5 separate regions of the Homo sapiens genome follow, and all the other regions are linked to region 5. Evidence: chromatin loops called from intact Hi-C (ENCODE). Cell type or tissue: mammary epithelial cell. All regions are shown on one strand. Region 1 overlaps WASF3 (WASP family member 3). Region 2 has its middle 74 kb from the start of LINC00415. Region 3 overlaps ATP8A2 (ATPase phospholipid transporting 8A2). Region 4 overlaps CDK8 (cyclin dependent kinase 8). Region 5 holds the start of LOC107984597 (a long non-coding RNA gene).

Region 1 (5,000 bases), 70 kb before region 5:
TGACCGTTATATCAAAGTAGACTTTGGAACAAAGATTATTATTAGGGGTAAATGGGACATTACATAATGATAATGGGATCATTTCCCCAAGAAGACTTAATAATCTTAAATATGTGGCTACATTCAACAACAGATCTTTAAAATACAGAAACAAAAACTGATAGAACTCAGGGGAGAAGTTGACAAATACACAATTATTGTTGACGTCTTCAACAACTCCTCTCTGAGGACAGTAGGAAGTAAAATTCGCTACCCAGTTTGCTGTAAACACATATAAATGCTGAATAGAGTATAACCAAGAAAGTAGAAAGTAGAAAGCACATTGATATGATTTTGAAATTCTTTAATCATTTGGCTTTAATTGGAAGAGTACCAATTGGAGAAGTTCAGTGCCAGTATTCAGGCATTTAATTGTACAACATGTAAAATTAGAGGAGAAATTTAGGTTTAGATTAATTGCATGAGAAATAAAATTAGAGGACAAATGTTAGTATCTTATTTTGGTAATATAAAATTAATTAAAATTATATTACTATCAACATCTTATACTATACTTTTTTTTTTATTTTCATGTGAGCCTCTCAACAACCTGTAAGGCAGGCAGGGAAGGTGTAACTAGTATTACTGCACAGGGACTCATGGAGTTATTTTGATAGGGTAATATATAAAATCAGAGGTGGGGTGTACATTTATTGCTGTGCATGCAACATTGTCTACCCCATTTCCTGTAACTAATATCCTCAATATCTATCTGGTTCTTTGTTTTGGTTTTTCACCTATACCTAGTCAAAGTTTATATGTGTCACTGTTTATTCATTCAGAATACATTTGAGGATACATTGGGGTGGGCTGGGGGGACGTGAAATGTGGTAGGTGTTGTAGTAATGAAGGGACAATTAAAACGAAGGCTAAGAATTCTTAAGAGAATCCTCGCAAATGGCAGTAGGAAGTAAAATTAGCTACCCAAGTTGCTATAAACACATACAAATGTTGGATAGAGTATAACCAAGTATGTGTGTATGCACTTATATATGTATATATTTATATTTAAAATAGATATACCTAATGCTAGATGACGAGTTAGTGGGTGCAGCACACCAGCATGGAACATGTATACATATGTAACTAACCTGCACAATGTGCACATGTACCCTAAAACTTAAAGTATAATAATAAAGAAAAAAAAACCCTAAAAATAAAATAAAATAAAATATATATGTATTTTAAAACATTGCCATGCTTGAACGAATCAGCAATCTTCCCTAGGTGTTAGGAGCTGAGAGAGTTGGAGGGAAGATGCTTAGAGCTAGAGGCCAGGGTTTAATGCTGCCCGTACATGGAAATGTGTTTCAGGCCAACCTGATGGAATGAGCTAGAACTGAGACCTCAGAATAAATGCTGGGATGTTCAAAGGGCTGTCAAATCCCGTAAAAGTTGGGTAGAAAACCTGCGCTCGCCAATCCTGAGAAATAGCTTGCCATCTGCCTGGGGCTCCAAATAGTAAGAAAACAAAACAAACAAATGTGTTAGGGAGAAATTAGAACCACAGTCTTGGCCAGGGGCACAGCAAAAGAAAACATAAAATTGTTCTACAAGGAAACTTTTCTAAAACAAGGTGCAGAGAACAACCCCCTACCCCCACCATGAGAAAGAGTTTGCAGTAAGAGGTTAGACACACTAGCAAGTGTCAGCAGGTGCTGCACATGTGTGAGGGCACATGCACACAGAGAATTAGCACAGCAAGTATGAATTAAGGTAGGTAATTAAGCTACCTGGCTCCTCCCAGGAGGAGATGCCAAGGTAGGATTACAAGTTCAAGGATCCTGAATGGATCACCTGGGTTCCTTCCTGCCTCCTTTGCATGAACACAGTCTTACCTCTTCCTGCTGGCTGGAGTCAGTTTCCTCTGCCAGTACGGAGATTCCTCTTTTCATTTTCTATTCCATGGTAACATGAGTCCAAAGTACCGTGGTGGCATCCAGAACTTGCAGTTCAGTGGGATCTTTGCCTTGTTCCTGCTAAGTGTGTGCCCCATTTCAGACCCCCAGCCCTGCAGTGTCCACTGGTGCAGAATGGGAAGCACAAAGTTCCCCTGGGCTGTTGGTGGTGATCATTAAGTAGGGCTTTTCTTGCCTCCAGCCCTAGGCGCCTAAGCCCACATGTCCTCCTCCTTGGGATCCCACTGCCATCTAGAGGCCTCTGATGTATAAGTGTACTGTGTTGTGGAGTATGACCATCCTTTCAGAGTGTCTGGCAAGCTTGTGCTTCAGTGTGCCTTGAAAAGGCTGGCCCAGCGTTCATTGGGATGGACCCGCGTTGGGTGGTTTGATATGTGATGTGACCATTGGATCCTGTCGATGGGCCCACGCTCGACGTCCTTCACTGTAAAGTGGGTCCCCTCGTCAGATGCGATGATGTGTGGGGTCCATCAGGCTGATAATTCTGGGTGGACTTATCGATGATGCAGGCTGGCGGATTTTGCCTGCTTTGTGTTCAGTGTCTCTTTGGTGGGAAACTTTCCAGTGGAGGTTAACAAGTGATACAGAAATCTTCACCCTGTGCCCACTCCCGAATTTCTACCCACATGGCCTTTATCCAGATCTCCTTGTTCCTCATCTTCCAGTTCTTTTTATTTCAGTACCTTGACCATACAACCAGGCTGTTGGCCACTGCCCACACATCTGCACGCATTTCAGATCAAGCTACGCGGTGTCATGAACTGGTGTCCTGCCCACAGCTCCACCTGCTGGGAAGATTTTCCTTTCCACTGTCTCTGAGGGCCATCCTGAGTACTGCTGCAGCACACACAGTCCATTTTTGACTAACACCATGTGCTGAGCTGATCCGTCTGAAAAACCAAGCTCAGGCTTTCCTTCCTCCTTCCCCTGGATGTATGAGTCTGCTGCCTGTGTAACCTAGGCACACAGGGGAGGGGCACTACAGCTCTTGGGGGTGACTTGGAGGTCTGGGCTTCCTGCTCATGGGACTCACTTGTATCCTGTGGTTCTACTGTGGTTCAATCTTGAATGTCCCATTTCTATTTTATGGTCAACTGCTGCTAGTTTGAATTAATAACTTGACTGACAGAACTTAGCTCATTCTGGGGAGCTTTGCATGCCTGGACCCCTGGTTCTCTGTGATCTCTACCAGGTCTTGGTAATATAGTACATTTAATACTCTGATGTGATGGCAGGTCCTAGGGCCTTGCCTTTGATTCTCCTGCTGGAGCTTGCCACAAACTCCATATTGTCCTGTTTTCCTTATTTTTTAAATTTTTCTTTTATTTTTATTTATTTATTTTTTGAGTCTCAGGGCATTTATTTTGTAAGGAACATGTTTGAAAAGGGGCATTTTAATTATCCTGTAAATGTTTTTACCTCAGCAATAATGTTTACATAGCTAGTAATCATGGCTCTCAGGCATGATGAGTTTTACTGTTGTTAAGTTTTGTTTTGTTTTTATACTTAAAGTTCTAGGGTACATGTGCACAACATGCAGGTTTGTTACATAGGTATACATGTGCCATGTTGGTTTGCTGCACTCACTAACTCGTCATTTACATTAGGTATTTCTCCTAATGCTGTCCTTCCCCCAGCCCCCCAACCCCCAACAGGCCCTGGTGTGTGATGTTCCCTGCCCTGTGTCCAAGTGTTCTCATTGTTCAATTCCCACCTATGAGTGAGAACATGCAGTGTTTGGTTTTCTGTCCTTGTGATAGTTTGCTGAGAAGGATGGTTTCTGGCTTCATCCATATTCCTGCAAAGGACATGAACTCATCCTTTTTTGTGGCTGCACAGTATTCCATGGTTTATATATGTCACATTTTCTTAATCCAGTCTATCATTGATGGACATTTGGGTTGGTTCCAAGTCTTTGCTATTGTGAATAGTGCCGCAGTAAACATACGTGTACATGTGTCTTTATAGTAGCATGATTTACAATCCTTTGGGTATATACCCAGTAATGGGATCGCTGGGTCAAATGCTATTTCTAGTTCTAGATCCTTGAGGAATCACCACACTGTCTTCCATAATGGTTGAACTAATTTACACTCCCACCAACAGTGTAAAAGCATTGCTATTTCTCCACATCCTCTCCAGCATATGTTGTTTCCTGACTTTTTAATGATTGCCATTCTAACTGGTGTGAGATGGTATCTCATTGTGGTTTTGATTTGCATTTCTCTGATGGCCAGTGATGATGAGCATTTTTTCATGTGTCTGTTGGCTGCATAAATGTCTTCTTTTGAGAAGTGTCTGTTCATATCCTTTGCCTACTTTTTGATGGGTTGTTTTTTTCTTGTAAATTTGTTTGGTTCATTGTAGATTCTGGATATTAGCCCTTTGTCAGATGAGTAGATTGCAAAAATTTTCTCCCATTCTGTAGGTTGCCTCTTCACTCTGATGGTAGTTTCTTTTGCCATGCAGAAGCTCTTTAGTTTAATTAGATCCCATTTGTTTATTCTGGCTTTTGTTTCCATTGCTTTTGATATTACTGCACAGGGACTCATGGAGTCCTGAAGTCCTTGCCCATGCCTATGTCCTGAATGGTATTGCCTAGGTTTTCTTCTAGAGTTTTTATGGTTTTAGGTCTAACATTTAAATCTTTAATCTGTCTTGAGTTAATTTTTGTATAAGGTATAAGGAAGGGATCCAGTTTTAGCTTTCTACATATGGCTAGCCAGTTTTCCCAGCACCATTTATTAAATAGGGAATCCTTTCTCCATTTCTTGTTTTTGTCAGGTTTGTCAAAGATCAGATGGTTGTAGATGTGTGGTGTTATTTCTGAGGCCTCTGTTCGGTTCCATTGGTCTATATCTCTGTTTTGGTACCAGTACCATGCTGTTTTGGTTACTGTAGGCTTGTAGTATAGTTTGAAGTCAGGTAGCGTGATGCCTCCAGCTTTGTTCTTTTTGCTTAGGATTGTCTTGGCAATGTGGGCTCTTTTTTCGTTCCATATGAACTTTAAAGTAGTTTTTTCCAATTCTGTGAAGAAAGTCA
Region 2 (5,000 bases), 570 kb before region 5:
GCGTGAGCTGCCACGCCCGGCCAAAGTTGGGTAGAACTCCTAATGTCATTTTGGCAAAAAAAAAAAAAAAAAAAAAATTCTTAACCATAACTAGGGGCCATATATAGAGTAAAATCAATCAATGCAGATGTAATGTAAAACAAGCATTATTCATATGAAAACTTTTTTGATAAATGAAAGCAAAGAAACACACATTGTTTACAAAAAATCATTCATTTCGGACTATGTAAAATATACTCAACTTATGTAAACAAGGAAAACCTAAGTTAAAACAAAATTTCCCCCAGCCCCTGAAGACACAGGATAATTGTGCTTTAGGCAATAAATGTCTGGTAAGAAATAATTTTAAAAGTCAGAAGAAATATCTAAAACCAGAGATGAGATACGAACCTCTCTGAAAATTTCAGGGTAATAAACACAAATTAGCCTTCTAAATTTAAGAGATATATACTAAACTCCCTCACTTCATCAAAGCAGAAGGAAAAGTCGAGTAGCAGTACTATTTATCATCACAGATAATTTTAACTGCATGAGTTTCATTTCAAATCCAGTCTAAACAGCTACACCAATGATCCACTGAGTATTTCCAAGCTGTGTACCTCTAAACAAGACCTGATCAGGCCCAATTGGAACAGGGCTAAAAATGCAAAAATATCATTTATAAAGTACCAAAGAAATTTTCTCTTTTCACAATGTAAAAAAGCCCAGGTTTTACCTTACATATATTTCCTATTGTCAAGTTCAATTTTTTGAGCAAATGACAAAACAACAAATGTTTTTTCATAAAAAGCACCTATTCCTAAAAGAGTCTGGAAAAATGTTTTGTTTTAGTATCCATTTCTCACCATTCCAAACAAATGTCAATCAAAAATTTTAGAGAAAAAAACCATCTCTTACACCTAGGGTAACTATAAAATTTATTTGTCAGAGAAGATGACGTAGACAAATAGAAACCTGTGTGCCAATTTAGCAATCTATAGAAAGGATTACATGTGGTAATTCAGAGCTAGCTCAGTCGGCCATGTTTTCTTGGCCTCCACCCCTCCAGCACTGGATTGACTTGCTATGTAAAAGATGGGCTGGGAGTGGTGGCTCATGCCTGTAATCCTAGCACTTTAGGACATCGAGGAGGGCGGATCATCTGAGGTCAGGAGTTCGAGACCAGCCTGGCCAACATATGGTGAAACCCCGTCTCTACTAAAAATACAAAAATTAGCCGGGCGTGCTGGTGGAAGCCTGTAATCCCAGCTACTCGGGAAGGTGAGGCAGGAGAATTGGTTGAACCCAGGAGGTGGAGATTGCAGTGAGCCAAGATGGTGCCACTGCACTCCAGCCTGGGGGACAGAGAGAGACTCCATATAAAAAAAAAAAAAAAAAAAAAAAAAAGATCCTCCTAAGAAACTTGTAGTGGAAAATGTGGAAGTATGGAGCAAACTCCTCTATCATCATCAAACCTTTCAACACCTTGTTCTTCCCACTGATTTACTCCAAGGATCGTAGATATTTACAGGTAGGTATACTGACTAAGAAACTGCCATACACTTTCCAGCCATATTTAAGAATGCTTTTTTTTAATTACATAAATGCTTATTGCATTACAATAAATTACAATTCCATAGATGCTTCAGGGTATTTCAAAGCCAAGTACAATATGAACAAGTACAATGTTTTAAAATGTAATCAGTTGACAAAACAAATGTTGTCATATTCTATGTTCCATAAAAGAAAAAAAACTGTTTGTGAAGAGAAAGATAATACATTTTACCCCTTAGGCTCCAGGTTCCAGCGAAGCTATTGAAATGAAGATGAGGTGCTTCACAGTCTATTTTTCCAGATAGACTTAACAACTGGTTTTCTGGTAGCACTTCAGCTTGTATCTGGCAAAGCCTACAAAATAAAACCAAAGAGAGAAAAATAAAAGTAGAAGTTTAATGTACTATGTTTAAACTTCCATGTCTTTAGTAATTAATAAAAGATTATGATAGTATCTAAAAATGTATTGCACTCACTAGATAATAAAATAATGCACATCACACTTTAATATAAACCTTGTTAGAAGATGTTGCCATCCCAGCATTTTGCAAATAACTTTAATAAAAAGAAAAGAGGTAGAAACATTAAGTTTTCATCACCTGTACTGAAAGTATTGTTTTTGAAAGTGTAATCACCATGACCGTATAACATTTGATACATTTATGTATGTAGCTGATGATTTTGAACTATCGATCACACTTTGAGTAGCAAGGATTTAGAACAGTGGTTCCAAACTTTTTGCAGGCATCAGATTCACCAAAAGGTCTTGTTAAAATACAGATTCCTGGGATCCACCCACAGGGTTTTTTCTTTGGTGGTTCTGCGGTGGGGGGTGCCAGAATTTGCATTTCTAACAGTTCCCACAAGATGATGCTGTTGCTGAGCCAGAGATCAGACTTTGAAAACCACTGATCTAGAGAATGCCTTATTCCAATAAAATAAGATGATGTCAGCTTTACAGACAGAGAAGAGGCAGATTATCTTCAAGAGAATAAGAATAAAATTGTCCAAAGTCTTTTTCACAGAATACAAGATACAGGAAGACAGTGGATTTTTAAGTATTGAAATAAAAGACCTCTAGATTGATGGGTTTTTATGAAAATTTTTCTGTTATTCAAATTACCTTTCCCCTATAGGTAAAGTGTCATTTTTCTCTCACTGCTGTCAACATTTTCTGAAATTTATTTTCATAAGTTTGACTATTATATGTGCTGGTATGGATTTGTTTGGATTTATCTCTTTTGGTTGGCTCGGCTTGTTGAATCTACAGTTTGTGTTTTTTGGCAAATTGGGAAAGTTTTCAGCCAAATTTTTCTGGCCTATTCTCTCTCTTCTCCTTCCAGGACTCTGGTGACATGAAGGTTAGCTGTTTGGTTATGTTCCCAAAGGTCCTTGAAACCTGATCACGTTTGTCAGTCTGTTTCCTCTCTATTGTTCAAATTGGGTAATTTCTATTGTTTTGTCTTTCAGTCCACTGATTCTTTCTTCTGTCCCTTCCTGTTTGCTGTTAAGCCTATCCCTAGAGGTTTTTACATTTCAGTTTTGTATATTTAATTTCTAAAATTTCTAGCTGGATGTTTCTTGTACTTTCTATTTCTTTGCTGGGATTTTCTGTTTATTTTGCTGAGTTTTTATTTTTCCATTTGTTTCAGGCATGTTTGTAATTGCTCCCTGAAGAAATCATATGATGGATGCTTTAAAATCTCTCGGATAATTCTAAGATTTCTATTTTCTTGATGTTGACATCAATTGACTGTATTTTTTCATTCAGTTTAAGATCTTCCTGGTTTTTGATATATATGACGAAGATTTTCAATTGAAACCTAGATGTTTTGGTTATTAGGTTATGAGACTCTGGATATCATTTAAACTGTCTGTTTTATCTGGTTTCCTCTGACATACCTCCAACAGGGGAAAGGAGGTATTGCGTCATTACTGCAAGATGGGGGATAAAGTACCAGTTGCACACTTGACCTCTGTTGACAGCCAAGGAGGAGCTCCTTGTTACAGCTGGGAAAGGGTGAGAGTTCTGACCCTCCCGTAGACCTTTCCTGATACTTTCCTGGCATGAAGGAATTGGAATGCCTTCTGCCATCCACATCGTCTCCACTGACACTATGAAAAGAGGGAAGGACTTCATTACTGCCTGGCAGAAATGAAAGTCCTGGCTTCCTACCTGGCCTCCTCTGACACTACCCTTATAGGGGATTTGGGGTACTTCACTACTGTCTGGGAGTTGAGGCTCCCTACTCGGCCTTTGCCGGCATGGGTGAGCGTGAGGCCACATTTTTACTATGGTGTCAACATTTTGTCTTGTTAAGTTGCTCCTTTCCTGGTCTTTTGACTGGAGAGAACAGGCTTTGGTTGAGGTTTTTGTTTTTTGTTTTTTTTTGGTTTTTTGAGTTTTTTTGTCAGTGTCCATTGATCTTTCTGGGTTTCTGGCTTCTTCTGTCGAAGCCCCAGATGTATGAGATAAATGGAAAACTCAGGGAACTCACCACCATGTTGTTCTATGGGTTCCAAGAACACTAGCCCAGTCTGCTTTCTTCTCCCAAACTTTCAGAGTCTTCGTAGGTTTTTTCTTTATATAATGCCCAAAGTTGTTTGTTGTTCTTAGCAGGAAAAATGGGGAAAAGTATATCTACTCCATCTTCCCAGAAATCAAACTCTGTAATTGCACTTTAAAAAATCCGGAAGTTACCACCAAACTATTAAAATAATTACCATTGGGAATAAAGGTGAAATTTGGAAATGGAGAGGGTTAAATAGACTACATATGTTTCTGTATTATTTATATTATTTTTAAAAAGATGATGTATTACTTTAACAAGTTCTCATTTTTCCATTTTTAATTAAGTTAAAGTTAACAAAAAAAGATTGGTAAACAAACGTGAATAGACAAATGTAAAATCAGAGGCTTTTTTACTAAGAAAACTAATAAGGCAGGGGATGAATTATCTTAAAGAGCAATATGTTTTTCCCATTAACAAAAAGTTAATTGGAAAACCATCTCCTTGCATTTGTGATCATAAGTTTTTCTGAAATTCAAATGGTAGTTTTAAAAGCAGTGGTATATAAGATCTCTTACAGTTCATTTGCAACCACCCCTTGCAATCTAGCCATGACCTTGAGCCATGGCAGTAATTTTAACATCAGAGAACTAATAGCTTCAAAACAATATGTTTAAGGGTTCATTATCTTTATTATCTGAATTTTATAGCACATACTTTTTATAGCAATAATAGCAGTCACCTGGCTTCCCTTTATAATAATAATAATAATGTACCATTTTAATATCTGGTGAGGATAAATTACATCCACTCAATAGTGCTGAGATAATTTTTTTGTGAAAACACAGCTGGCATTTGACAAAACTTGACATTGTGGGCCCAGATGTAAAATTAGGATAAGAAACAGTGTCTTTATCTGCCATATCTTTAGATCTGTCTCTCTATCCAGATTAGCTG
Region 3 (5,000 bases), 1.1 Mb before region 5:
TAAGGGTCTGGGGCTAGTCCCTGCCATCCCTTGCCTTTCCCTACTCCTCCATTTGGGGAAGACGCAGGGATTATAGTTTTTGGCTTTATGGATGCATCCTTAAATCCATAGACCTTTAATGCATTTGAAATTCACTTCCAAATGGTATAATAACTTCGTATGGTTCCTGACTTGGGAGTACTGTAGTAAGTTTTTTCTTTTAGTTATATGCAAAACCTATAAAATATCTTATCTTATACAAAGTACCCATTTATTGGCATCTTCAGTTTCTTATGGAGTACAGAGATGAGATCATGTGATCATGTTTACTTTTACTATGCTTATTTTAGTCAACAAAGGGAATTTAGCTTAAGGAAATGTACCATCATTAAAAGTGGAATGAAGTACTGATTGAATATAGAATTTCCCGTACAGAAGCTTTTTTAAAAATGAGGTCTTTTTCCCCCCTTCAGTTGGAGGAGAATTTTAATCTGAACTATAGGATTTTCAGTTGTGTGGGTGCCACCGCATGTCTCTGCATTGCAAAAATGGAGGTTGGGGGTTGGGGAGCTTGGATCATAGGTGAGAGAGACAGAAGAGAACAGGCGCTTCCACTTCACTCACAATGCCAAATAAATGTGGAACCTAGAGAGCCTATTGGTGTTGTCCTCCTGGTGTTATAATGCTGCATTGACACCTCTTTGTTACCTCATTAAAGTTTTAAGGTCATATTTCTGGGGGTCACAAAAGACTGCCTGATTAGTTAGGACTCGTAGATAACAGTAATAAAAAGAATCCTACTCAACCATTCATCAAACCACCAATTCTCAAATTATAGGTTTTGCATATAAGTAAAAGAAAAAACTTACTGCAGTACTACCAAGTCAGGAACAAATTCTCAAATTCCTACATATTTACATGAAATGTCCTCGCCAATAGTCAGAACAGCCACATCCATGGGCTGCATGTGGACGTGGTTGATATAACTGTGAGAGAGGGGGTGGCTCCTGGGAGTGGCAGCCCTGGTGCTGGGTGGTGGTAGTAGCACTGGGTGTCTTCTGAATGGGGATATGATGGAAAGTTAGGACAGGCTGTGGAGAAAGGGAACTCGGAACTCGTGGATCCAGAGAAGTGAATAAAGATTGATGAAGGCTGGATGAAGTGGATCATTAGTTGTTTTGTAGGATGCAAAGAGAAGGAGTGGAGAGTTGTGGGTGTGAATGAAGATAATGATTCCGTCATATACTTGGTAATTTGAATGTGTTACTTCATTGATTACTTCTCTGAGCCCTAAGAGATGAGTGCTTTTGCCATGCATAAGAAAGTCACACACTTAGAGGCAGAAACTGGATTCAAACTCACATGTATTGGGTGCCAAAGGCCATGTTCTTTCCACTGTGAAGTGTTGGGGAAATGAAAAGATTAGATTAAAAATCTGAAAATAGCATGCGCACCATCTGGAATTTTTAGATGGAAAAAATTGTGAATATTGACATTCTAACTTGAAAGAACCCAAAGAAAAAGAGCGTTTGATTGATTGCTCTGAGACCAGGTACAGATTCACCATCTCTTATCTGCAAATTCGAAACCCAAATGCCTTTGAATTCCAAAAGATTTTTCCTAAATTTGGTGAAGAGTTATTTGGCAGCAAAACCTAATCAGAACTGACATGAAGCTGTTTATGATCTTTATGAATCTCATTTCCTGATATGCATACATTTTGCTGTAGAAAGCGGATGTGTTGTGTACCAGCATGTTACCCCAGACCCTGCTGGGGACATTATGATAGATGGTCTAGAATATGTCTATATAATTTGTAAAATCCTGAATTCAGAAGCATAACTGGGCCAAAGGTTTCTGACGGACCTGTGCAGCTGGTGTCCTCTATCTCCATCTCTTGGAAGTGCCTGCACTCCCCAACTGTTAGCACTGAAGAAACGTGAGAAGCTTCCACCAGAAGAGGGAGCTCTGACCCCACCAGACTTGTGAGAAAACAGTACATGTTGCAAAGGGCTAGAAGGTGGGAAGAGAGAGAGAGAGCATATATATGTCTGTTTATGCTTGGGAGACAATTGCTTTGAGATTTTAATACTTTGCACCTCGGTTAAGAGCCTATTTTTCTTCCTTTAGATGGGACAGGAACAAACATTCGGAATCCTTAATGTCCTGGAATTTTCTAGGTATGTTTCTCTTTCATACGTTTGAAATAAAATAATTATATTTATTTACCAGCTTCATCAGAGTGTTTACATGATTGTATGGTATGATTCAATATATTACTTAAGTATTAAATATAATAAATGTATCTCCATAAACTCTTTTCTTCTTGGAATTTGTGACTTTCATTAAAGAAAGTGAAGTAGGTTATTTTTCTTTGTTTTATTCAAGAGAAATGCTCTACTTCCATGTCCTCCTTTTTCTTTAGATTTCCAGAGCCTGATGTTCTTGCATCAGCAGCTGCAGACATGTCTGAATAGTTTGGAGCATGTGATGGGGGCATTATTTTCATTGGCGTTTCCCAAGTCCCATGAGGTCATTCCTCTTGCTCCATTTGAGCACTCCTCTGGAGATCTGAGAAACTGACAAATGATGACAGATGAGATCAGTTCATCCCATTAGAGGCTGGGTCCACGTAGGGAAGTTTTCCTGGACTTATTCGGAAGCATTCTTCCCCAGTACAATTTTAAAAAGTTAGACCCAGGAATATTTGTTGGACTTTTTTGTTCACATAGAACATTCATAGTTGGTTATAAGGAAACATATCTTAATTTTTTGTTTCTTTGCCTCTTTTTAACATGGAATTGTCAGTACTAAAGCAAAGTTCTGTTGCTATCTCAAAGGCATCTTTTCCTATTATTAAAATTAGGTGGATTTTTGAATAACCTTTGTTAAACAGTGTTATAAAGCTCTGTCTGCTTTATAAACTATTTTTAATAAGGATTAGTTTTTTATCTTTGTGTAGGAAATACTTTCCAGCCCTAGTCTTTAGTTTTAGGTTTGCAGGCATCGACTTGGAACCATGGGGAGGGGAGGAGGGATGGCTGATTACGGTGGTGGCTCATGTAGGAAGTGGTGACAGTGTCCCTGCGTGTGGAGGTGAGCGACGTGCTAGGCATCTCTCCAAACTGTGTGCTTCATCTTTTATTGGAAACTGTGCAGTGCCCTGTGATTACATTAACTGGGACCAGCAGTTATTGGACAGGCAAGGAGGAGGAGAAAAGGGAGTTAGATAAAAACAGGTGAATATTGGTAGAGACACAAGGATGTATTAAAATGTATATATGGGAGAATAAGAAAGAACAGAAAGATAATTTGTGGTTACAGTGGTGAGTCTATTTCTTTTTCATGGACTCATCTCTTTCCCAGTGCCACTTAATCTTGATAATACTCCCGCGAAGTACTTGCTTTACACATTGAGAAACTGAAACACGGGTTTCAAGAACTGCTAGGAGTGCCCACCTCTAAGATAGTTGAGAGAGAATGCAAATCCAGGTCAGCTAGAGCACTATAGGTTAGGATGTGGGAATTTACCCAGAGCTGAAGAGAGACTCTCCCCGACTCTTAGAGACTTATAGTCCATTGGGAACCACCACACTGAAAGGCCACAGAGATGGGTGGTCTAGGGCCCTCTGTAGTTGGAGTGTGCTTCAGGAGGATGAAATGTTGGCAAAGGAGGATCAGAATGTGTAGAAGAGGAGAATGGTGAGTCCCGTGTGTGCTCGAAGCCTGGTGGTGGTTCATGGGAGGGTTGGTGGGAGATGAGGTGAGGCTGCACAGGTGGACGGAGAGCAGTAAGAAGAATTCATAGGCGGTGGAGACTCACTGAGGGCTCGGTGAGTGAGGATGGGCCATGAGGAAAGACGTGTGAGGAAGTGTAGATGCTGCGGTGAGGGGAGAGAGAGTTCCTTGGTGCTAAATTGGGAGTGTTCTGCGGGTTTGTGATTTCTTTCTACTCCAATTAAAAGATGACACAGGGAGGAGCTTCTGAGTTAAGTGGATCTATACTGAGTCTCCCACTTTCCTACCTACTGGGCAAGTTACTTGATAGCTTAGAGGTGGAAAATAAAGAATATTTTTAGAGAGTAGAGTCAGAAGTCAATCAGATGTGGACTGTCAGTGCTGGAATTCTCCTTTTCTGTTTTTCCTACTGCAAATAGCGGTCCTAGTCTATTTTCATGGCAGGGAAAGAAATAGGCTTATGTTCATTAGATGTAAATAAAAAGAGTAGGAGATACACAGTTAGGTCCTACTTTGAAGAAAAAGGCAGGGAAAGATAGACCTTGTTCATTTTTAGGAACCCCAGACCCCCTTTTGTTTTGATTGGTGTTCAGCTGTGGGATATGCATCCTGTAAACAGACCAATGATGACTTTTTTTTTTTCACTCTCCCAGTGACAGAAAAAGAATGTCTGTAATTGTTCGAACTCCTTCAGGACGACTTCGGCTTTACTGTAAAGGGGCTGTAAGTACCGGAGAAGCGTTGTGCGTAGCGGAGTTCTTGGCAGCTTTGTTAATCTGCCGCTTTTCCTAACTGCTTTCCTCATCATTCCCTGATTGTTTGTCCAGAGTTGAAAGACTGTTTCAGGTAGGCTGTGAAGTTGACTTAGTAGTAAAAGCCCACTGAAGATAATGGTGGTTCAGGGCAGTGTGGCAAAGATGGTCAGTGAAAAGCTTACTGAAATCGTTGGTTTCAGAAACAGTGACTCCACGTGTCATGCAAAATCCTTGAATGGGAATTCTTATTCCAGTTTTACCAGCATTGTGTTTTGACTTTGGGAAGACAAAGTAATTTGTGTTGACCTATGATAATCTTGAGTATTCTGATATATATTGGTTCTCTAGCACCTCTTCTTCTCAATTGTTATGTTTTTTTCTCATACATTATAGAGAGACGTGTTTTAGGTACAAAGGCAATGTCCATGTGTAGCTGCATTATTACTGCCCCTTTTAGTCAGTTTCCTAGGTCAGGCTTTTTGTCCTGTATACCTTCTAGTAACCAAATCTAAATGGTTTATCTCAAAG
Region 4 (5,000 bases), 320 kb before region 5:
TTATTACTTGTATATTAAACTATTGTCTAGCCCATGTGGATCACAGTATATTAAATGTATATAAGAAAATTAGCATATTTAGTCCAGCTACAGCAGGTGGTAAATTCCTATTTAAGAACTGACAAATATCACTAAAGATATGATAAATAGGCTGAATATAAAAGCTCTATAAAAACACTCTTATAGTATATGAAATGTAAATACAAGATTTAATAGCAAGAGAAAAGCAATATATTAGGAAAATGGCAAAAATAATTTAATATACCTTTACTATCTAGAATATAATCAACATGAATATATTAGCTTAATAAAAGTCTTGTCAATAAAACAAAACTACAGAGTAAGTCATATGATTACCAATGAAAGGTATGCAAATTAAAATATGTTACATTATATATCAAGCTAATAAAATTATATGATGTAGATATGAGATATACATTGCTTTTGGTTTTACAGATTGATTTTATTATACTTGATGGTGTTATTTCTAGAAATGATAATGTTGAATTCGCAAAATCTGTTAATACGTATCAAGAAACCTTAAAAATGTTTATATTCTTTACCCAGCAATTTTAGGAATTTTTGATAGATGCATGCAGAAATGTTTTCAAGGCATTTTTTTTAAATTTAAGGACCTAGGAACAACCTTAATGTTTAATAGGAAATGAGCTATATAAATTATGGTAAATTCATATCAGAAAAGTAATTTTGTAAAGATTCTATCAGAAGAGTAATTTCCAGATTAAAAATTTTAATGATATAATACTAAATGAGAAGGATGCAAACAATATATTTAGTTTGATGCCTTTTAAATTTTATAAGGAGAAAAAAACCAAAAAGATTACTCCAGAACGTTTAAAGTGATCATTGTTAGTTCAGAGATCATAGATGATTTTGTTTTCATTGTGCTTTTCTTCATTTTATGAATTTTATCCATTGAGCGTGTATTACCTTTGAAGCTTAGAAAACAAAACACGAAAATCTCTTGAAAACCCAAGGTGTACTGTGTTTTGGAGTTGATGAAGAGGAGGATGTTGCCCAGCTTCACTGCCTGCTCACTGTCCAGGCTTGCCAAAAGATAGCCTATCACTCTTAAGATACAGACACCCTTTTATATTGCAAATGGAAATGCAAAATGATTCAACACCTGGAGAAGTAAATTTGATGATACATAACAAATCTACCTATGCATATATCTTTCCACACAGTAAATTCTGCTTTTAGCAGTTTGTCCTAAAAATATACCACAACAGTGTAAACATATATGCACAAAGTTCATTGCAGCATTGTTTCTTAATTACAAGATATTGGAAACCACTTAAGCAGGCAAGCATATGACACTGAGTAAACTATGACATAAAATATGCACACAATGGAGCATCTATGGCTGTAGAACAGAATGAAGATGTCTGTAAACTGATAAAATATGATTTATAGGAGATACTATTACATTTAAAAAGTTTTTAAAAGTCCAGTTTTAGAACAATAAATCTGTTAGCATGATTTGATCTGATAATTCTACTTTTGAGATTTTATCCCAAGGAAATTATATGGTGCATGTATCAGGGCTTTGGGGGATGGGCGAGGAGCATAATTTTACACTGGCAATGGGAACATCGTTAGGGTTACTGCCAAAAAAGTAGGGGGTGGGAGTGGCATAACCAAGTGTCTGTTAATAGAAGAATACAGTATAGTTAGTAAAAGTAATACACAAACATCTAGATTTGTCAAGGAAGTAATACTTGGGAAGATAGTAGACAAAGCAAAGTTAGTTTTGTTATACCACCAAATCTATAAATTAACATCGTTTAGAATAATAATTGGAATTAGAGTGATTTTCAGATTTCAATGTAAGCTAGGTTCGCTTTTTTAATACATCAAGTTAAATTAATAATAATGAAAGAAAGGAACTATTTTGAAAGCTAAAAGTTTTCGATACTGTCTCTGTGCCTTGATACTTCTCCTTTAAGATGCATTTGGTCTCCTTGATGTTATTCAGCCTTCTAGTCTTCAGCTTAGTTATCTCTTCTTTCTTACTTGACTCATTAGAATTTGTTTAAACTGTTATAAAATTTTACAGCTTTTCAAAAATGCAATTAATCAGATTTGAAAAAAATCCATTTCCATCTATTAAAAAATATATACACATGTTAATATGTGTACACATTCTTTATTAGAAGTAAGTTGTATCTGTGCCCAGCAATTGAAAAGTGTGTTTTCTCTTGCCATGCAGTTTTTGTACTGTACATCCATGTTGCATTTTTAAGGAAGTAATATTGCCTGTGCTAGGCTCTGCTACAGGAAGTAAATGATCTTTGTGTCAGTGAAAATAGAAGGTTCTATCCCATATTGATCTCTTAGCACTTAAACTAGTGTGCTATGCCTCAGTTGCCTAAAATAGGCAGCTTAAGAATTTTGTAATTTAAAAACTCAAAACCCCATAGTATCTGCAGAAAAAAAAGAAAAAACCCTTGGGTTTTAAGGATACTAATTTAAAGCTAATCTGAACAATGTTTATTATTTTAAATATGTTTGATGATAGACCATTGACGAAAGACCATTTTAGTTTAACTTGGTATTAATAGAAATAGACGAAAGCAAAAGGTAGGGTTAGTAGAATGGATTAGAGAAAAATAAGAGGGAATTATAAAAAGAAAATGTCATCTTTTATTAGCACTATTACTCTTGTGAAGTTAGTCCTTGTTTTATAAAATATTTTGATTTGCATTGAAGATGACAGTCAAATAACTTTCATTCCCCCTGAAAGGGGACTTCTTAAGTAAGTCAGAAACTAGTTAATATCCCTATGATTTTTGAGTACTGCCAGTGTGTGGCACATTCTGAGTGCTCCCTTTATCCCCCAACAGGGGGTGCAGCCCCAGCTCTGTGGCTTTTGCATGCAGGATCTCAGTGAGTCCTGAAGGCACTCTGTTCCTCAGATGCCAGGCAGCCACATCTGTGAAGCTCTCCCATTCCTGAATTTATCTCACCCATTTAGCCTAGACTATGACCTCTTAGAGGGCAGGAACTGTTTGTTTGTGTCTCTGTTGATCCTCAGTGCCTCTTAATTCAGTGAACATAAGAATGAATGTATAGTACTTGAACTGTTTACTATAGAGAATGAAGTTAGGTGTTTATAAGTAACATACATGTTGTTTTTATCAGGAAACAGAATTGGTTAAGAATTCTATGCTTTTTTTTCAAATTTAAACAGAGGAAGGCAAGAAACAACTTTACTAGAAGTGGGTAATTTCTCCTTGAGCTTAAGGTGTTCAGCAGTACTAGTGGAGTAAACTTCAGTATTAGAGGTAAAAAATTCATACCCCTGAAAAAAAGAGGAAAAACTGTATTATAAAGATTTCATCACTGGATTTCCAGGTTTATCTCTATCACTTAACTCTTTAGAAGATTACAGTAAAACAGTTTGTAAAACTTACTGAGTATGTGTCTATTTAAGACTTTGCTGCCTGCTTTTGAATCTCATAGGACTTTTGAAATGTGAGATATGTGTCAGTCCCTTCAGTGTGTATTATACAAAATAATCATAGAGTAACTAGAAAGTTTACCACCAGGCTGTGTTATTTACACATTTGTGGAAGTTTAATTCTGGACAAATGACAGAGAAAAGCACTGACAATATAGTTTCTTATGGATCATTGTCTTCTTTTAATAGAGAGATCCATCAAGAATCAACTTTTCCTGTTGACTCAAAATCTCCAATTTGCCTTGATACATTAGTAAATATCTGAAGACTTCATTTCACCCCTGGAATAAAGTTATTGCCGTTAACTTGGCAGATGTGCCACCATTCTCCACTTCCTATGTCGGATAGCTCTGATAAATGCTGCATTTTCTTCATCAACCCAGTTCTTGTCTTTTTCAAGATAGAGCTTTTTGAATTCTTTATTTTTCCATCAGAGTTGGCTCCTAAAACGAAACCAATTTGCTATCCTTGGTGTATGCCAAAATCATTGGTGCACTCTCCTCCAGCATGACATGCTGGAGAACAGAAAGCTTCTGCCAGAATGGTTGTCTCTGCAATACAAACATCTGCTTTAGGAAATATCAATGAGTTTTTTGGGAGTGCAGCAGCAAAAAGAAGAAGAAAAGCCTGGGAGAAATAAAACAACAATTAGATAAGGGAACCCATTGCTTCAAACAGTAGTATCTCATAGATTTATATCATTTTTCAGATGGCAATCAAGGATGATCTATCATTATTTCTGTGCATGGCTTTGCTATACTTGAAGATGTTGCCATGATATTATAATTTAAGTCATGTAGGATTTCTGATCTCCATGGCAACAAATACAGTTTAATGGAGTATATGCCTCATCAGAATGTCACCAGCAAAGTTCTATATGTTCTTTTAAGGTGATTATGTTTGATAGCATATAAAAGATCAGAGATTATTTACCAAAGTTACCTCTAATCACTTCATGTAAAGTTTTGGTGCTAGAGCTTAAAAACTGCTACCAAATTCTGCTACTGATAGACGAGGAAGAAAAGGAAAGAAGTATATATCAAGAAATTAGTTTTTTGGGCGAGTAGAATATTGTTTCAACATTGCATTAAGTACTAAAACAAAAATTATTCATCAAGTCTTTTGAAGTCTTCCTTAATACTGATTAAACAACAAAACAGAACCCATGACAAGAGTAGTCATCATTAGGGCCTTTCCTGTGTTTTTCTCTTAAGATTCCCATTAGATTACATTCAGAAAAGAAGAAATTTAGAGTTTGATTTGTCTACTAAATCATACTGTCTTTCCCTGGGGCATATGTAGTGTTAATGGAAAGTAACATGAGGAGGGACCCATCATTTCTAAATAGTGCTATTACAACAGCACTTAAGACCATTGTCTTTTGTTTCTGGCTGTAGCATGCCCAAACGGAATCTGAATTCACTAAAGAGAGAGTGTTGGGATAAAAGTGAGATGCTGGTAAGGTGGAATCTGCTTCAGATGGTGCAGTAGGCAGTGAGTTACCTAGCAAAGTAAT
Region 5 (5,000 bases):
GTGGGCCCTACAGGGTAAGCAGGTCTGAGCCTCAGACTGGTGCATCTCTGCTGGAGCGTGGTGACATCCTCCATCGCATTTCCCGCTTAGATGAAGAAGCAGAAGCTTTGGGCTGAGCAATCTTTTTTTTTTTTTTTGAGACAGGGTCTCATTTGTTGCTCAGGCTGGAGTGCAGTGGTACGATCATAGCTCACTGCAGTCTCGAGCTCCAGCGATCCTCCTGCCTCAAATCTCCGGAGTAGCTGGGACTACAGGTGCACACCACCACACCTGGCTATTTTTTGTAGAGATGGGGTCTTGCTATGTTGTATTCCATGCCCAGCCCTTCTGATGCCAGACCTGAATCCCTGGCTCTGAGCTCCTCCCCAAGGGCCCTTTGCAGGAGGAAGCTGGTCAGCTCGCAGCCATTCAGCTGCTCTGCCTGGAAGCCATGGCCCTGATTGCCACTTGGAGGGTGATGGCTGGAGGCCCAAAAGGACACCCAAAAGCAGATGAGCTTGATAGGAGGAACAAGGAACAATGTGGCCTCTTTCAATGTGAGGCTGCAGGGCTAGCCTCAGAGTGTGGCCTGCCCCCAGATTTGGCCTAGAAGCCAATGGTTAAACTCCCAGAGCTGTAGGTTGCTCCCAGTCCTGACTCCCACCCTCCCCAGCTCCACCCTGGGTCTAGGTTGAAGTAAATGTCTGGGATGGAGTAGGGGACGTCTGCCTGGCTCACTTCATTTTTAAGTTTACCCGTGATGGAATCATCCTGACATCAGAGCTGCGCTGTTGAACTGTCCTGCCTTTTTCCCTGCAAATGTTGAAGGAGGGTGTTTAGGGAGGCAGGAAGCAGGGCTGGCCCCATGGGTGAGGGGTGAGGCGTGAGGGTTCGGGGTTCCTCAAGAGCAGCCCTGCGCTGCACAGGCCTCCTCCAGGAGCATGCACGGGGCACTGGCTCTACACCAGGAGCATGCACGGGGTACTGGCTCTACACCAGGAGCGTGCACGGGGCACTGGTTCTACACCGGGCAGAGGAGTAGGGACAGAGGAGTGGCTGTTTTGGAGAGCGGCTGCTGGAAGGGAGCTGGGGAGTGTCGGGGAACAGGCAGCTGTGTGACCAGGCTAGCTTCGGAGTGGCCTGGGAGCTGAGGATATGGAGGTCAGCCTGCACACCATGTGTACAGAGAGCGGAGTGGGGTTGCCAATGTGGGTGTGGGCTGGGAAATCTTGCTTGACACCCCCCAAACCCTGGGATGCCACACCCCAGCCCCAAGGGCTCCCTGAGCAGGAAGGAGGCAGGCGAGGCTCAGGGTTGTGGCTCAGAGCCCTCCTCAGGAGTGAGCTGCATGAAGGTGGAGTGGGGTGGCGGTGTCCTCTGTGACCACTCTGGAGGAGATGCGGGGGACGCAGCGTCACCGTGTCCCTGGCCTCTACCTGTGTTCCTGCTTCTCCCAGGGCTGGAGTGCAGGCCTAGGTATTTGAACATTTAAAACTAAAACCATTTGGAAATCTGTCTTTGAAAGTGTTGGGGCTCAGAAAATTGTACCCCAAAATGAAAGTCTTGGAAGCAGCCTCAGAAGCAAAAGGTTTTCCCTGACCTCCTCCCGCCCTCCTGTCTCTTAGTCCCATTTTCCCCCAAGGCTACCCATAGAAACCAGAATCCCTCTTCCCCAAGATGGGTCATAGAAACCACACCCTCTTCTCTCCAAAGCCAGCCATAAAACCTGTTACTCTTTTTCTTTCTCAGACTCTCTGTGTAAAAACTGGTCATAAAGAAATGATCTGACCTACCTTGTTTGACTGCTGGTCATAAGACCCCCTCATTCCAGAAGGAAGGAATGTGTGCTCAGAGAGGCCAGGCAGAATCTAGCCGGACAGGCCTTGCTGGGTGTCCTCACTCGGTCTCAGCGTTAGATCACACCCTTCTTGTCTGATCATATTCTACCCGGCCGTCCATACTTTGTTGGACAGAAGCATAAAAGTGGACAAGTTCCCCTGTACGTTCGTTCTTTATGCTGAAGGCTCCTGTGTACATACGTTACATAAACGTGTATGCCTTTTCTCCAATTAATCTGCCTTTTGCCAGCTGATTTTTCAGCCTTGGCCCCCTCGAAGGAGTGGCGTCAGCCCCCGGGCTCCTGAAGAGGACAGGGCGCTTCTGAGCTCTGAGCCTGCGGTTCCTGGCGGGTGGATTTTACACAAATGTCAGAGGCCCCTGCGCTGTAAAAAGCAGGTGAAGTGTAAAGGACGATTCCTGCTTTCCCTTTAAAAGTCTATCAAGGGCGTCCACGTTTGGTTTAATGCCGAGACGGGGATGCAGGGAGGCGCTGGCCTCCGCCTCCTGGAAGCTAGTTAATATCGCTGCAGAGCCAGTAGCTCTTCCTTTCCGAGGGCGCCCTTCTGCGGGTCTGTGGGGAAACACCGCCCTCTGGTGGCCAGATGATGAAGTGCGTTCTCTGAAGACCAGGCTCACAAGTTCGGCTCCCTATTCACTTGCTCAATCCTTCATTCTTTCATTAAACAAATATGTGTTTTTCATGCACTGCTGTTGAGAGTGAACTGGTACGAGTTCTTTGGAGGGCAATTTAGCAACCCTGTATCAAAATTAAAACTGTACATACCCTTGACCGACCAATTTCGTTTCTAGAAACATATCTGAGGCAGGCTGGATTTTCCAAAAATGCTGATGACAGTATTTCTAGACCTATATTCTCTTCCAGAATCTTGCCACTCCCTATCAAGAGGTGTGCCCTGTTTCCTTCTCCTTGAACCTGGTGGGATTTTGGAAGTGCCTGATTTCCAAGGCTACACCCTAAAAGGTAACGAGGCTTCTGCTTGGCTCTCTTGCTCAGAATGCTACCTCTGGAACTCAGCCGCCATGTTGTGAGGAAGCCCAGGCCACATAGAGAGGCCACAGGTGAGGGTCTGCTCCCAGCTGGGGTCTTAGCCACTGCAGGGAGACAGACAGGGCCCAACCTTACTGAGCTCAGCTTGCCAAAATTACAGATTTCTGAGCAAAAATAAATATGGTCTCCATTTTAGATTACTTAGACTTAGGGTAATTCATTATACAGCTTTCATAACTGTAACAGATATACATTTCAGATTTATTTGCACATGAACAAAAAGATATATTCAATTCAGCACTGTTTGAAATAACAACAGATTAGAAAACATCTTACTGTTCTTGCAGCAGAATATTGATTAAATTATAGTCTATGCACATTGGAATACACTGCAGCTGTAAAAAGAATGAGGCCATTTTCATTGAGTTAAAATGATCTTCAAGATAGATTGTTAAAGTAAAAAAAAAGCAAGGAGCAGGAAAATGTGTATATAATACGCTATCTATTAGATTAAAAAAGGAAAAAACAATATATATCTTCATTTACACGTGCATACAATATTTCTAAAATGATCCACAGGACAGTGATAGCATTACCTCGGGGCAGAGCCCCTGAGTATCTTGGGGCAAAGTGGTAGGGAGATCTCTACTGCAGACCTTTTTAGTACTTTTCATCATGTGAGCGTTTACCTATCTAAAAAAAGTCCTAATTATTTTTAAATGTAAAAATCCTCTTTGATATGCTAGGCAGAGTGATGTTGAGATGAAAGACACAGCTGCTGCTCACTGTCATACAATTTGCCTTATTGCTCTACTATCAAGGCAAAACAGTAAAGCAATGGGGGGTTGTATTATTCAGGGTTTGACAGAGAAACAGAATCAGTAGGAGATGTGTATATATGTATTTATTTAAAAAAATGTGTAGTGTTTAATCTGAACAGCCAGTGGCTTAGTCAAGTTAACATATACATGAAGAGACTTATTATGAGGAATTGACTTACACTATTATGGAGGCTGAGAAGTTCCATGACCTGCCATCTGCAAGCTGGAGACTCAGGAGAGTGGGTAGTGCAATTCCAGTCTGTGTCCAAAGGCCTGGGAACCAAGGGGCCTCGAGGTGTAAATCCCAGTTGAAGGGCAGGAGAAGATGAGATGAGATCTGCCCACGCAGGCAGGCAGGAAGCAAAAGGGGCGGATTCTTTCTCCTTTTGTTCTACTCAGGCCCTCAAGGGATTGGCTGAGGCCCCCGTACATTAGGAAGAGAAGTCTGCTCTACTGAGCCCACAGATTCAAATGCTTGTCTCATCTGCAAACACCCAGAAACACTGTTTAATCTGGGCACCCAGTGGCCCAGTCAAGTTGACACATAGAATCCACCACCATGGGGTAGAGAGAAGTCACAGAATCAGACTGCTTGGGTTCAAATCCTGGCTCTGTTCTGTGACCTTGGCCAAGGTACTCAAATGACCAATTCTCTAGTTTTCTCATCTCTGCAGTGGGGGAGTAATAGTGCTTACCTCAAAGGGTTATTCAGATTTTGGTAATTGGCTGTTGAGCTATTCAGATTTTCTAATTCTTATGTCAATTAATCATTTCAAGTTTTTTTTTGAGACAGAGTTTCACTCCTGTTGCCCAGGCTGAAGTGCGGTGGTGTGATCTCAGCTGACTGCAACCGCCGCCTCCCGGGTTCAAGCGATTCTCCTGCCTCAGCCTCCTGAGTAGCTGGAATTACAGGTGCCTGCCACCATGCCCAGCTAATTTTTTGTGTTTTTAGTAGAGACGGGGTTTTCACCATGTCAGCAAGGTCTCGAACTCCTGACCTCAGGTGATCCACCTGCCTGGGCCTCCCAAAGTGCTGGGATTACAGGCGTGAGCCACTGCGCCCGGCCAGCGTTTCAAGTTTTTAAGAGAATGTGTCCATTTCCCCTTCTCTTTTTATTTTATTTTTATTTTTATATATATTTTTAAATTTGAATTGCTTCTCTCTTTTTCTTGATTAGTTTTACTACTGGCTTTTCTATATTCCAACTTTTTTCAAAGAAATGAATATTTGGTTTGATTCATCTTCTCTCTTTTTGTATTATTCTTTCTTTCATTCGTGTCAGCCCTTATCTCGGGTGTTTGCTTGCTTGGGGTTACTCTTCTTCTTTGTGAAGCCTGTTGACTCAGAGCTT

Evidence for each region. Peaks named below come from ENCODE experiments on the same cell type or tissue, not always from the same donor. Only the 100,000 strongest peaks of a DNase experiment are listed, where the experiment ranks them.
Region 1: it touches region 5 in a loop (9-fold over the local background); 2 of 110 quality-filtered maps call a loop at or near these places.
Region 2: it touches region 5 in a loop (19-fold over the local background); 2 of 110 quality-filtered maps call a loop at or near these places.
Region 3: it touches region 5 in a loop (9-fold over the local background); 18 of 110 quality-filtered maps call a loop at or near these places.
Region 4: it touches region 5 in a loop (19-fold over the local background); 3 of 110 quality-filtered maps call a loop at or near these places.

Annotation. Positions count from the first base shown.
Region 1 is chr13:26,626,716-26,631,715 of GRCh38, forward strand. The region is part of intron 2 of WASF3 (WASP family member 3); the gene reads left to right. Among named protein-coding and RNA genes, the nearest start is that of WASF3, 72 kb to the left of the region's middle. In mammary epithelial cell, CTCF peaks have their summits at 2,196 (motif pointing left) and 2,730 (motif pointing left); no DNase peak of the experiment used is centred here.
Region 2 is chr13:26,130,565-26,135,564 of GRCh38, forward strand. It overlaps the pseudogene ATP8A2P3 and a transcript of RNF6 not described here. Among named protein-coding and RNA genes, the nearest start is that of LINC00415, 74 kb to the left of the region's middle. In mammary epithelial cell, a CTCF peak has its summit at 2,408; no DNase peak of the experiment used is centred here.
Region 3 is chr13:25,572,699-25,577,698 of GRCh38, forward strand. ATP8A2 (ATPase phospholipid transporting 8A2) reads left to right here. Exons shown (of 37, transcript NM_016529.6): 19 at 2,110-2,159; 20 at 4,371-4,440. Among named protein-coding and RNA genes, the nearest start is that of ATP8A2, 200 kb to the left of the region's middle. RefSeq lists an enhancer at 1,843-1,892. In mammary epithelial cell, a CTCF peak has its summit at 1,942 (motif pointing right); a DNase peak (open chromatin) is centred at 1,943.
Region 4 is chr13:26,374,342-26,379,341 of GRCh38, forward strand. The region is part of intron 4 of CDK8 (cyclin dependent kinase 8); the gene reads left to right. Among named protein-coding and RNA genes, the nearest start is that of CDK8, 120 kb to the left of the region's middle. RefSeq lists an enhancer at 4,571-5,000. In mammary epithelial cell, a CTCF peak has its summit at 2,881 (motif pointing right); no DNase peak of the experiment used is centred here.
Region 5 is chr13:26,696,464-26,701,463 of GRCh38, forward strand. LOC107984597 (a long non-coding RNA gene) reads right to left here and starts at 2,355. Exons shown (of 3, transcript XR_001749798.2): 1 at 1,773-2,355. In mammary epithelial cell, a CTCF peak has its summit at 2,413 (motif pointing left); a DNase peak (open chromatin) is centred at 2,388.